Linked DNA regions of Homo sapiens: all the other regions are linked to region 2. Evidence: chromatin contacts called from ENCODE Hi-C data. All regions are on one chromosome and are shown on one strand. The core of a region is the stretch at or near the end of the contact, and the rest is flanking DNA. Distances in the headings are between cores, read along the strand shown. Region 1 holds the start of IGF1R (insulin like growth factor 1 receptor). Region 2 holds the start of SCDAL (stem cell derived angiogenic lncRNA). Region 3 holds the start of LINC02351 (long intergenic non-protein coding RNA 2351).

Region 1 (4,069 bases), core at 1,164-3,663, 2.3 Mb before region 2:
CCTCCTCCGGCCGTAGACACCGGGGGGAGTTCTCGCTCCCCGCATCCCCGCGCTTCCCTACTAACCCCCACCCGACACCACCAAAACAAAAGCTATCAGATTGCAAAAGACAGCGAATGTGGAGCGACACTGCTTATTAACTACGTACAAAGGAAGTGCGGGGCGGCAGAAGAGAGGGCGACACGACGCCGACCACAACAAAACCAAGGCCAGGGCTCCGCGCTCGCAAAACACAACACCCTCCCCGCGCCGCCGCAGACCCTGGCGCTGAAACCACAGCGTACGACACCTCTCGCCAGGGACGGGCGTCTAGGTGTCCCCGTGAGGCGGCGACTACACCCCGCGCTGCGAGCACGTGTGTCGGAATGCACGTCGGCTCCGACCACACACCCACCAACGCACACTCGGATGCGGCCCTAGTACCCCTCCATCCCCCGGCCCGGGAGAAACTGGGAGACCATCCCAGAGCCCTCTGAACTGGGGACCCAGTGGCGCTCCCCGGAAGAGACAAGCTGAGGAAGACTCCCGGCCTCGCACTTCCCGGGGGGCTGCCCAGAGAGCGCTTCCCCTCACCCCACCGCCCAGCCCCGGGACGCCGGGGGCAGGTAACCCAACGAGGAGCGGGCCAAAGTGACGGGCAAGGCCAGGAACCCGAGGAGCCCGAGGGGCAAAAGCACGTTGGGCGACGGGAGGCAGCGACGGGCGCTTGGAGACGTGTCCTGGGGCTTCGGGGCCTCTCCGCAGGGCACCTCCCCCCTCGAGGGCAACTCGCACCCCGCGGGCCGGGCGGCTGCCCGCTCCCCACTGCCCGGTCAGCCCCAGCAGCGGAGACGCGGTGCGGCCCAGGGTGCTGTCGCTGCTGCCTGCGCGCCGCAGGGGATCAGCGCTGTGTGCGGAGAGGCTCTTGCGCATGGAAGGGGCGAGGTGCGGGTCGCGGGGCCCGGGAACCGCGGAGCCCGCCCCGGCACCAACTTCCCTACCGAGTCCTCGCGCCTAGCCGGGAAACACGGCTGGGCTGTCAGGACGGAGAAAGAGAAAAGCCCTTCCCGCGCGGGGATGCGCGGAGCCAGGGCCCGCGGGGCTCCAGACGAACGAGCCCGGGTCCCGGGTCCGCTGCAGCCTCCCTCCCGGCAGAGCCGCCCTGCGCCCCACCCCGCCGCTCCCGAGCCCGGGGGCCCGACAGCTGCGACGGTGGCAACTCGGGTTTCGCAAACAGGGCGCAGCCCCTCGGAGGAAAAGTTCCCGCAGTGGCCGCGGGCGGCGGGCACATACTCACTTTCTCCACTCGTCGGCCAGAGCGAGAGCGCGGCGGAGAGAAACAGGAGCCCCCACAGCGAGGTCGGGGACCCTCCTCCGGAGCCAGACTTCATTCCTTTTATTTGGGATGAAATTCCCCTTTCTCAAAAAAAAAAAAAAAAAAAAAAAAGAAAAGAAAAGAAAAAAAGGAAATGAAAGGAAACAAGTCTCAAACTCAGTCTTCGCTCCCCCTCCAAAAACAAGGGCGAAGGAAACAATACTCCGAAGGCGGCGCCGCCGGGGCCCTCCGGGTGCGCGGACGGGGCGGGCGGCGCGGGGCGGCCCCTCAGCGCCGGCAGCAGCGGCCCAGGGCTCGGCGGAGTCGGGAACCCGAGGCGCGCCGGGGCGGGCTGTCGGCGTCGTCGGCCTCCATTTTCAAACCCGGAGAGGCAGGAAGGGGGGAAAACTGCAAAGAAAGGGGGCAAAGCCCAAATCTGCCTAGGCGAGGAAAAACAAGCCCGGCCCTGGCCGCGCGGGAGGCGGCCGGACGCCCGAGCTTCCGCCGCGGGAGGGCGCGACGCAGTTCGCAAGATCGCCCCGAAGTCCGGGTCACAGGCGAGGCCGGCGAGGGGCAGAAACGCGGAGTCAAAATGAATGAGCGGCTCCCCCTCCTCCTCCTCCTCCTGGCTCCGCTCGCCGCCGCCTCCTCCCTCAGCGCCGCCGCCGCCGCGGCGAGCTCCTTCCCAAATCCAGGACACACACAAAGCGGCGGGCCGGCCGCGCCGCGCTCAGCACTCCCGCCGCGCCGCCCGGCTCTGCGCCGCCGCCCGCCCCGCGCCGGCCCCCGCCCGGCCCCCGCCCGCCGCCGCCTGCTCTGCGCGGGGGCTCCGGCTCGCTGAAGGTCACAGCCGAGGCGAGGCGCGCCGTGGAGCTGCCCCCGCGCGGGAGGGGCGTGGAGGGCGCGGGGGGATCCGGGGAGCGGGGCCGAGGGTCTGCGAGCGCCGGCCGTGGGCAGGCTCGCTGGCGGCGTCCCTCTCGCTCTCCCGCCTCTCTCGAGTTCGCCTGGTGCGCTCGCTCCTCCTCGGGTTTTTTCCCTTTTTTTTTCCGCTCAGCGGAGTTAATGCTGGTAAACAAGAGCCCCAGCCTCGCCGCGCCGCCGCCGCCGCTGCCACACACTGGGGGCTCGCGCGCGCGCGCGCGCCCTGGCCCGCGCACACGCGCCCGCTCGCACACTCGAGCGGCCACCGCCGCAGCAGCGGCGCGCCGAGGGCCCGGCCCAGGCCGGCGCGCGCAAAAAACCGGAGCCCGGTTCCCCAAGACGTGCGGAGCGGAGCCCGGGCGTGGGGCGCGAGACTGCGAGGCGCCGCCCCCATCTCCCGCCCCACCGCCTCCCGCGCGCACACAGAGACACGCGCGCGTGCCCACCCGCTCCCGCCCCCACCGCACTGCGCCGGCCACCCCGCACGCGCCCTCCCCTCCCGCCCGACTCCAAAAACAATGCCCCCGCCGCCGGTCCGGTCTCGGCGGGGCAGGGGTGGGTAGCCAGGGAAAGGCTAGGCAGGGGAGGGGTGGGCAGGAGAGGGGAGGGGTGGGCGGGGAGTGCGGGGCTGGGAGAGGTTCATTGAAAACAACAACAGCGCGGCTGGAAAGCGCGTTTCCCCGGTTCTTGAAAAGCTTCATTGTTTCTTGCAGCTGTTGCAAAATAAATAAATGCGTGCATGCGGCATTTTTTTCGCTGCGTACTGGAAAGCCCGAACGTGGCGGAAGGGGCGCACCTGGGAGAAAGGGGACCCCCCCCCCAGGCTACTACGCCGGGCACTTTCACGCCAGGCTGGGGTGCCCGCGGCGTTGCGACCGTGGAGCCCGGAGTTTGGGGGCTCAGGGGGAGCGGAGGGGGAAGGGCGCGGCCCGTGTGGCTCGGCCCAGAGTGGCTCGAGGAGAGAGGACCCCGCCGCCCCTCGCGGGCCCCGCGCCCCGGAAGGGGGGCCCAGACAGGCAGCGCCGCGTGCCCCGGGCGCGTCCCCGCGGCGGCCGCCAGAGGGCGCGGCGGGCGCTGGGGAGGGCAGCCCGCGGAGAGTCGCCTCCCTCCCTCCGGGGGAGGAAATGTGGGGGCCCGGGCTGGGGGCCGACTCGGCTGGGTCGCGCTGGCGTGGCCTCCCGGACCAGCCGCCCGCCCTGAGCGCTCTCCGCGGCCTCGCGCAGCTCAGGGCTCCACCACGTGGGCGGCTGCGGGGAGCGGCCGGGGCGCGTGCACGCTGCGGGTCTCCGAAGCTCGGGGGGCGTGTCCGGGTCCCGGGGCGCCGAGGAGGGGGTGGAGGCTGGGGCCGGGAAGCCTCCCTTGGCCGCGGTCCCGACCCGGGAACACGCCGCATGCACTCGGGATCAGCGGCTACTGCGGAAACCCACCCGCACCTGTCTCGGGTCCTCCCAGGCACGTTCCTCTTGCTTCGTTTGCTACGTAAGTGACTGGAAACCAGTACCGACCCTAAGTCTCCGCGGTTGTTTTCTTGAATGTGCAGGAGGAGAGGTTTCCCCAAAGCGAGACTCCCCTAGGACTGCCATCTAATGAATAAATGCTGCGGAGACCAGGTCCTCAAAGAGGGAAACAGCCCAGCAGTGGCAGGAGAGAGGAGTTTGAAATACGTGGACTTTTACAAACAGTGATTGGACCATGTGTCGCCCTTAATGTGGTCCGGTTTCATGACTCAGGCTAATTGATGCCAGTAATAAATTTTTTTAAGATAGCTAATAAAAGAGTTGTGAATTGTCGAGATAAGAAGTGGTTGTCTCAAACAATCGGGTAGGATGGTAGAAGGGACCTGATGTAAAGGAA
Region 2 (4,172 bases), core at 138-2,637:
TGGGGCTTCCCTTCCCTTGCCCCCCACCCACAATCCCCCCGTGGTGGGCTCGTATTCTCTCTGCCAGGGAACAAGGGACGCCGCACTGCCTCCGCCGACCCTTCTGTCCCTCCAACCCCCACTGCTTCTTCACTTTATTCCAGGCCTCTCCAACTTCGACCCTTTGGAGTGGCCAAACCAGAAAGAGAAGGGAGGGAGTCCCCGCATGCCGAGGACCCCAAGAACTCCTTTAAAGCATCCTCTTCACCCCACCTCACCCCCAACCCAGAGAGCAACAGAGCTGGGCCAGGTTCCTGCAGCAGAAAGCAGACGCCCAGGCCACCGGGCGGAGTACATCTGCTTGCTCAGAGGGTTCCTTGGCCTGGCAGTCTTTGCGGAAGGACCCCCTGCTCTGCGCCAGGAGGAAGCCATGCCACTTTCGCGCCTTCCATCATCTCGTGCCTGGGAACTTGCCCTGGACTTGCCCCGCGCCCCCCGACCTCATCCTCAGGGAGCTGCTCCTGTAGGGATGCCTGGGCCTCCAAAGGGCCTAACGCCTTCCTGAGGGCCCCATTAGCTTCGCCTAGAAGCCCAGTCCCCGAGCTTTGCCGGCTCTGCGCGCGCTCTCACCGCGCCCTCGCTCCCCCGGGACGCAGCCACCGACCCGGGCCGGGACAGCAGCCGGCAGGACTCCGGGCCCTCCCTGGCTCTTGGTAAAGAACACTTCCGCTATCTCAAAGTTGCCATAAGAAAATAAATACAAGTGACATTGTACTGGGCCAAAGCTCATTAGTTCGTTGTCCAGGCCTAATAAAGGAACAGAAGCGCAAATTATAGAGTTCAGCTTCAACACACGCTCTGTCACCCGAGATCAGCGCACCGCGAGCCTGATTCCAATTGCTCCGAACTTGCAGCGCAGTTCGCCCCCCACCCCCTCCTCTCAAGCAGGAGGTTGGGTGGAAAAATATAGTTCCAAAGGGGGTAATGATCAAGCTTTTCCTCTCGGAAGCCTGCGCCACCTCATTTCCCATCAGTAATCCCAATAAAATTAACGTCGTGGCTGCAATTGAAAAGAGGAGGGCCCGCAACACTCCTGAAATAACACACTCTCCCCAGCAAAAGGTAAAAAGCAAAACGGCCCTTTGTTCAGCTAATTAACGAAGGCCCAACTCCGAAAGCAGATGTGTTTGCTTAGCTAATCACAAGCATGTTTCTTTCAAGGAACGTCATTTCGAGGGGGCCGCTCCGGGGGAGATGGGATAGAGGGACACCACCCCCCAGGCCCATTCTGCCTCGGGTCTCTCACCCCGGTCTAAGATCCAGAGGCTGAATCCAGGCAGCCCGTCTTTCACACCTTTCTTCCCCTCAGCCCTACCCCAGAGGCCCCATAGGCAGAGACTTCAGCGCTAGCCCCAAGGCCAAACCTGCAAGACACGAGGGGGAGAAAAATAAAAGTTTTAATGACACAGATGCCATATTAAATGAGGCAGTTTTACAATTCACTTTGAATAGGACGCTAACTTATTACAAGTGTGTTATCAGAAGGACGATAAGATTTACAACTCCAAGAGTCAGCTTTGCGCCTTAATGACAATGGATGTTAAGAGGAGGAAATCTGTTCTCTATTAGAGGAGATGAGAATCCCTTCCCGGGTTTGGGGGCATTTACAGAGGCCTCCAGGACAGATACCAAGCCCTTTGTGTCTCTGTATGAAAGATTCTCTCTTTCCCCTTTGGCTATGAAATAGGGTCTCCTTGTTGGGTTAGCACCTTGCTCAGCTTTTTACCGTGTGCTTGGGATAGAAAAAACAGAAGGAAAACGAGATAGAATTGGGGATGGAGATAGAGGTGGGGTGGGGAGCGGTTCTTAGCCCTCTGGTTCCTCCAGTAGTACTACTTCCCGGTCTTTCTTTACCATACAAAAAATAGCTTTCCCCTAAACCAACACAGTAAGCAAACTTTAAAAAACTGAGGTCCTATTACAAACCAACGCCCAGCACTAACTGCTTTAAAATTACTGCATAATTAGATTTAGTTGAATTTCACCATTAATTAGGCAGCCGCACTGCAGGGAGCCTTTGAAATCTGAGAAAATGGGAAAAATCATCTGAAGCACGTTTTTTAAGCCCAACTTCAATAAATCTTGACGAGGCCTGGAATTCAGAGAGTATCCCAGGCGGCTGAGGGAGAGGGTTGTCCAGGCCGGGGCTGGGGATGGAGCTGGACGTGGCGGGGCGATATCCCATCCGCCCGAGAAGGGAGCCTGGGCCCGGATCCACTATCTCTGCAGAGGCCCTCAGAAGACCCTCTCTAGGAGGCCAGGTCTGTCCCACGGCCGCCCTTGCCCACTCTCAAACCTATTAGAGAAAGAGGGTCCTCCGCTGCAGTCGCTCTCCTGCCAGGGGCACAGTCCACGCGGGCTCACACATTTCTAGGGTCTGCGACCACCCGCCTGGAACCGGCCCTCAGCCCCTGCTAGACCCTCCCACCCCCCAATCAACCCTCCGCCCGGAAAGCCTCCTTTCCCACAACTTGGGCGTGCAAAAGCAGCAAGTTCTGCCCAAGTCCAGCGGGGTTCGCATTCCGCCCTCCCCACCGCGCCCCAGCTCCGCTCGGGCCCGCGCAAACCCCGGCGCAGCCCCTGCATTAATGAGCGCGAGAACTGACCGAGGTCTGTAAAGACCGTCCTCTTCCCATCCCCCTATACCATTCAAACATTTAAGATCATTTGCGGATACAGACTTTTTATTTTTCTAATTTGGTTCTTGGAAGGAGAGGGGACAGGAAATCAACTCTCCTGAATATGGGAGGGGGAGGGGAGAAGGTACAGCGTTACCAATATTTTCCTTACGAATTCTGTTGCTTTAATTAAAGAACCGAGGACCGGACTCACTTGCCAGCAAGAGTTTAAAAAAGGGTTTTCTGCCTGCAGACGGAATGGCCTTTAGCGCCCCCCGCCCTCCTTTTTTTCTTTTTGGTAACCAATGTGTTTTCTATTACCCGGCCCTGCCGAGCCTGGCAGCCCGGCGCTCGCGGTGCAGTGGGAGACGCCATGTTGGCTCAGCTCATAGGACCAAGTCAAAAGCGAGATTCGAGGCAGAGTTTCACACGCTCGAGCTCCCCCTGACCGCCCCCCGCCCCCGCCCTCGCCCCCCCCGCCTGTCGCCGCTTAATGCACATCCCAGGAGTGCAGCTCCGCGCGCCCGGCACCCCGGACTTTCCCGGGGCGCTGGCGGAATTCTGCCGCACGTAAGTGGGGGCGGGGGCTGGGGGGCAGGCACTTTCCCGTAGCAGCTGCCAACTCCAGGCCCCCGTCCCTGCAGCCGGCTAGAGGCTAAGCCTCGGACGTCGCCCGCTAACTTTGAGCCCCAGCTCCTCGCGGCCCAGGGAGAGCTAATGGTGAAAGGCCGAGGCAGGGCGACCGCGAGCCGAGCGAGCAGGCTGGAATCCCCCCCGGGCTCAATCTTCCCCCAGGTTTGTTTGAAAGTGGCGAGAAGCAGCGAGCGCCCCTCTCTCTCCTTGCACTATTGTTGCATTTCGCGTCTAACTGGGTTCTCTCACACCCCCGAGCGCCACGAGGAGGAGGGGGAGCGGGGTTGGGAAAAGAAATAAAGCGAGCTCAGATCAGATGAAAAAAAAAAAAAAAAAAAAACCCAGCAAGGAAAAAGAGACACTTAAAGGGAAAGAGTCGCCATGTTTAGCAGCTTTTTTAAAGATCTCGTCAATTTCACACAGAACGCGCTCGCTGGGTCCCAGCCCTCGTCTTTTGTCCAATTCAGTCGCAGCAAAGATCTTTTGTTCTAACTCAGCGTGAAAAGAAAAACTTTCTTTAAATGCAATAAACTTAAACCGAACTCAAGACTCTAAACAGATCCTCCTCCGGCCACTCTAAACATATACAAGGGGGTTTGTTTTAACCGGTTGAAAAATTTTGGGTCCTGTTTTTCTGCCTCGCAGACCCCAAGCTCATTGCTTAAACTTAAGAGTGCGAGAGAGATTTCCAACGTCTAGAACACATGCTTAAAGCATAATAAAACAGGGATTGTCTTTTGCTTTGAAAATCATAAATTATAATTTAATGCCAATAATAATTTACAACAAATGGCTGTTTACAATAAACTAACACAAAACAAACAAGGAAAAGGGCCTGTGTTTTACTTATTAGAGAAACTTCACACACTCACATGGATAGCA
Region 3 (3,841 bases), core at 1,200-3,699, 2.1 Mb before region 2:
ATTTTTAGTAGAGATGGGGTTTCACCATGTTGGCCAGGTTGGTCTTGAACTCCTGACCTCAGGTGATCCTCCAGCCTCGGCCTCCCAAAGTGTTGAGGTTACAGGCTTGAGCCACTGTGCCCAGCCTGATGTATACATTTTTGTCATGGGCATACATTTGTGATGAACAGTTGGTTCCTAGGGCAGGCACATCACTCTTCAGCTGATCTACAGCACATATTAACGGCCACATCAATGAAGGCCATTTATGAATTAATAGAACAGGTATAACAATATTATGGATCCCGGTGGGTGAGGGCTCAGACTAGTGATCACTTCCGATTGGCTGAATGCATTTGTGGTCTGATTAGGCTGAATGTGATGGGGATGGAGTGCACAGCAATGCTTACTTCTGATTGGCTGAATACGCTTGCTGTCTGACTGGCTGGAATGTAACAGGACGGCACTAAAGAGCACTGCTCACCTCCGATTGACTGAATGCACACGTGGTCTTGTTGGCCTAAGTGTTAGCCAGAGACCCACAGACTGCAGGCTGAAGAACCAACCCTCTCATGAAATCATGGTGGTTGTATCAGAACAGAAACTTCTCATTTGTGTCGATAAATCTCTAGCATAAAATGTCGCCAGTGCAATTCTGTCTGTAAAGGTAGTGGAAATCCACGAGCGTTTATGTTGCACAGATGACCTCAGACCTGTCCTCCACAGAATGTAAGCCTCCAGAGTGTAAGCATCTTGCCCTCACTGACTGTCTGGATGCTGCCTTGGGGACCAACAGCCTTTGCAGGCCTGGGGCTGGGTCCGACTTCAACTCCTGGTGGATCTGGGCTGCCAGAGCTCAGCGGGTGGGAGAGAGCTCCACGTTCAGCTCCATCGTACCCCCTTTCCCATGCCCCCAAAGCGCCTCTCTGGCTTTTCCTGAAAAGTCCCACACTGAGGCTCTGGAACTCTGCCATTGTAGGTGGAGCAGGGTAAGTGTAGACCACGGGAATTTTCAAATATTCAGGAAGAAGTAGCCCAGCTTAAATAGCCATGAGGCTTAAGAGTGGGTCTGAAGGTGCGCCCCGGACCAGCAACATCAGCATCAGCATCAACAGAGGACTTGCTAGAAATGCAGATCCTCAGCTCTCACCCCAGACCTGCGAATCACAGCCTCAGGGAGGCCCGGGAATCCTTGTTTCAACAAGCGCTCCGGGGGACGCCGATGCACGCTCAGGGGTGGGGACCTGCGCTCTGTAGGGTACCTTCCCTGAGAACACAGTTTTTTCCTTCCTTTGGAGGAGGATTTTCTGTGACAGCTTTGCTGACCCGCACTCCCCGCAAACAGGCTCCCGGGCCGGCTCTAGCCCAGACAGACAGGCCCTAAGACCCCATCGGCGGCGGCGCACCGGGGGTCCCACTAGCCCAGGAGAGCTGAGAATCCCGCTATAGCGTCCCCTTTTAGCGCTCTCCACCAAGCCGAATAGGTCAAAATCCTTTAAGCGTTTTGGCCTTGACTTCTCTTACTGAGGCGGCAGCGATAGCTAACCTGTTGTTTAAGAAGCTCCCAAGGCCGCGCTGCCGCGCTGTGACCACGCATCGGAGGGAACACGTTTTCCTGCGGACGGTGGATCCCGGGTCGCGGCGCGCGCTCCGCAGCCTCCCCGCGCGGCCACTAGATGGCGCTGTTGCACTTTCCTATCGGCTCCCGGGGCGCGCCCGCCTCCTGGCTTCCCGCGGTCCCACCAGAGTCCCCGAAGTGTAAAAACAACGTGCCGCTGTGAGCCGAGGCCGGTCTCACTGAGATGCCCGGGAAACGATGTGCAGCCAGGAGGCTTGGCCGAGAGGGAACGCTGACTGCGGGACTGTGGCTGCAGAGCCTCTCAGGGCTTTACACGTCTCCCTCTCCACGCCCCGCACGCTGCCCCCACTGAAGCCCAAGCCCCTTGGGGTGGCAGAGTAGGACTGCAGGGCTGGGCATGTGCGTGAGGGGTCTGCGGTCGCTGAGGGAGCAGAGCAGGGACGGCAGGGTCGGGCCGGGGCCGAGGAGACGCTGGCTGCAGGGGGCTGCGGGACACACGCAGCAACCACGGCCTTTCCAGCAGCAGTCTCCTTGGAGGATGAGGCCGTAATGGCGATAGTAATAAACACAGGGCGGCAATGAGAACAAACGCACTGAGCCCTCACTGCACCCCTACTAGGGAGGGACTGTGGTGTCCCCAGTACACAGGTGGGGAAGTGGAGGCAGGATTCCAAACCAGGCCTCTGATTCCAGGGCCTCCTTGCCCCAAGCCAGAGACCCCAAGGTCTGCAGTAGAGGTCCTAGGAGCTGTGGTGTCCCGATTGAGGGGGCTGCCCCAGCCTGGGGCCTTCTTGGGATGTGTCTCTCCTCATTGGCTCCAGGGGCAAGGAGGAGCCACGGGACCCAGGATTCCCGACTGTTCCACCCAAGGCCCCACCTCCTCCCTCAGCGCAGCTTTGCAGGCGCTGGGGCTCCCAAAGGACGGAGCTTTGAATCCACCTGGGAGGCTTAAGAGAAAGTGCTGAGTCCCCCATGCCCTACCCCTGAGACTGCTGACAGGCATCGCTGAGGGCTGCAGCTTTGGAATCGGGCATCTTCTGAGGAAGAGAAAGGCACCACAGCCACGGCACAGAAGACTAGGTGAGGGCAGTGGGAAACCTCTGCACCAGGGCAAGCGGTCGGCCAGAGCCGACGTGTCCATAGGGACCAGATGGAGAGGGGGAGGTGGATGAACATGAAATACGAGTGCAGGAAATTGCTGTGTAGACAGCACCCCTGGAGCTGAGCGAGGCTCCCGGCAGGGTCTCCTCTCAGTGACTGGCGCTCCGCTCACCTAATTGCTCAATCTGGGATGCCTGGGAGCTGCCCTCGCCGCTTTCTTGCTGCGTGTTCTCGGGCAAATGCTTCAACGAGCCCCTCAAGACCACCCCTCAAATGCCCCGCTCCTCAAGCCTCCCTCAGCTCTTGCTTTAGTGTTCCAGAAACACACTCTAATTCAGGTTTCTGGTTTTACTTTCTCATAGGGCTCTGTGTTAGGGCGTTCGTGTATTGTTAGAAAGAAATACCTGCAGCTGGATAATTTACAAACAGAATGAGTTTAATTGGCTCACAGTTCTGCAGGCTGTAGCGCATGGTACCAGCACCTGCCTCTGGGTGGGGGCCTCAGGAAGCTTCCAATCATGGCGGAGGGCGGGGGGTGGGGTGGGAAGCCAGCATCACAGGCGAGAGCAGGAGCAAGAGAGAGGGAGAGTGTCACACACTGTTAAACAACCAGGTCTCAAAGAGTCACCCACTGTGGTGGGGACAGTACCAAGCAGGCCATACCCCCGGGATCCGCCCCCATGGCCCAAACACCCCCCACAGGACCCACCTGCGACATTGGGGTTTACACTTCAACATGAGATTTGGAGAGACAAACAGCCAAATTATATCAGCCCCCCCAGTTTACTGCCTTAAGATTTTTTTTTTTTTAATTTAAGAGATGGGGTCTCACTCTGCTGCCCGGGCTGGAGTACAGTGGTGCAATCAAAGCCCGCTGTAACCTTGAATTCCTGGGCTCAAGCGAGCCTCCTGCCTCAGCCTCTCTAGTAGCTGGGACTACAGATGCGGGACACCACATTCAGCTAATTAACTACTTTTTTTTTTTTTTTTTTTAAGAGATAGGATATCACCATGTTGCTAAAGCTAGTGTTTTAGATCTTTTTGAACTTCTCCCTTACAGCTTTTAACAGTTTGTTATGACCCATCTACTGGTGTGATTTTTGGCCTGTCTCTCTGCCTCCCCCTCCTCCTCCTCCCTCTCCTCTTCCTCCCCCTTCTCCTCCCCGCTCTTCTCTTCCCCCC

Evidence for each region. A loop is a pair of places that touch in the nucleus more often than their neighbours do. Pooled maps may share reads with other maps.
Region 1: a loop to region 2 is called in a map of gastrocnemius medialis, with 11 times the contacts of the local background. The contact joins the promoter of IGF1R here to the promoter of SCDAL in region 2. A Hi-C loop is called at or near these places in 2 of 168 maps with a recorded cell type or tissue (gastrocnemius medialis and prostate gland), 2 of 37 single-sample maps with no recorded cell type and 9 of 50 pooled maps.
Region 3: a loop to region 2 is called in a pooled map, with 2.0 times the contacts of the local background. The contact joins the promoter of LINC02351 here to the promoter of SCDAL in region 2. A Hi-C loop is called at or near these places in 1 of 168 maps with a recorded cell type or tissue (HCT116), 1 of 37 single-sample maps with no recorded cell type and 4 of 50 pooled maps.

Annotation. Positions count from the first base shown.
Region 1 is chr15:98,646,883-98,650,951 of GRCh38, reverse strand. It overlaps IGF1R (insulin like growth factor 1 receptor), which reads right to left and starts at 2,413. Exons shown (of 21, transcript NM_000875.5): 1 at 1,277-2,413. The coding sequence starts at 1,370. IRAIN (IGF1R antisense imprinted non-protein coding RNA) reads left to right here and starts at 165. Exons shown (of 1, transcript NR_126453.2): 1 at 165-4,069. RefSeq lists silencers at 2,389-2,658, 3,029-3,088, 3,149-3,618, 3,629-3,678 and an enhancer at 3,690-4,069.
Region 2 is chr15:96,340,112-96,344,283 of GRCh38, reverse strand. It overlaps SCDAL (stem cell derived angiogenic lncRNA), which reads right to left and starts at 1,387. Exons shown (of 2, transcript NR_198964.1): 1 at 1,286-1,387. It overlaps NR2F2 (nuclear receptor subfamily 2 group F member 2), which reads right to left. Exons shown (of 3, transcript NM_021005.4): 3 at 4,026-4,172. RefSeq lists enhancers at 1,884-2,403, 2,404-2,924, 2,925-3,444 and a silencer at 3,190-3,484.
Region 3 is chr15:98,419,606-98,423,446 of GRCh38, reverse strand. It overlaps LINC02351 (long intergenic non-protein coding RNA 2351), which reads left to right and starts at 2,449. Exons shown (of 3, transcript NR_146567.1): 1 at 2,449-2,638. RefSeq lists enhancers at 715-1,290, 1,494-1,603, 1,868-2,443.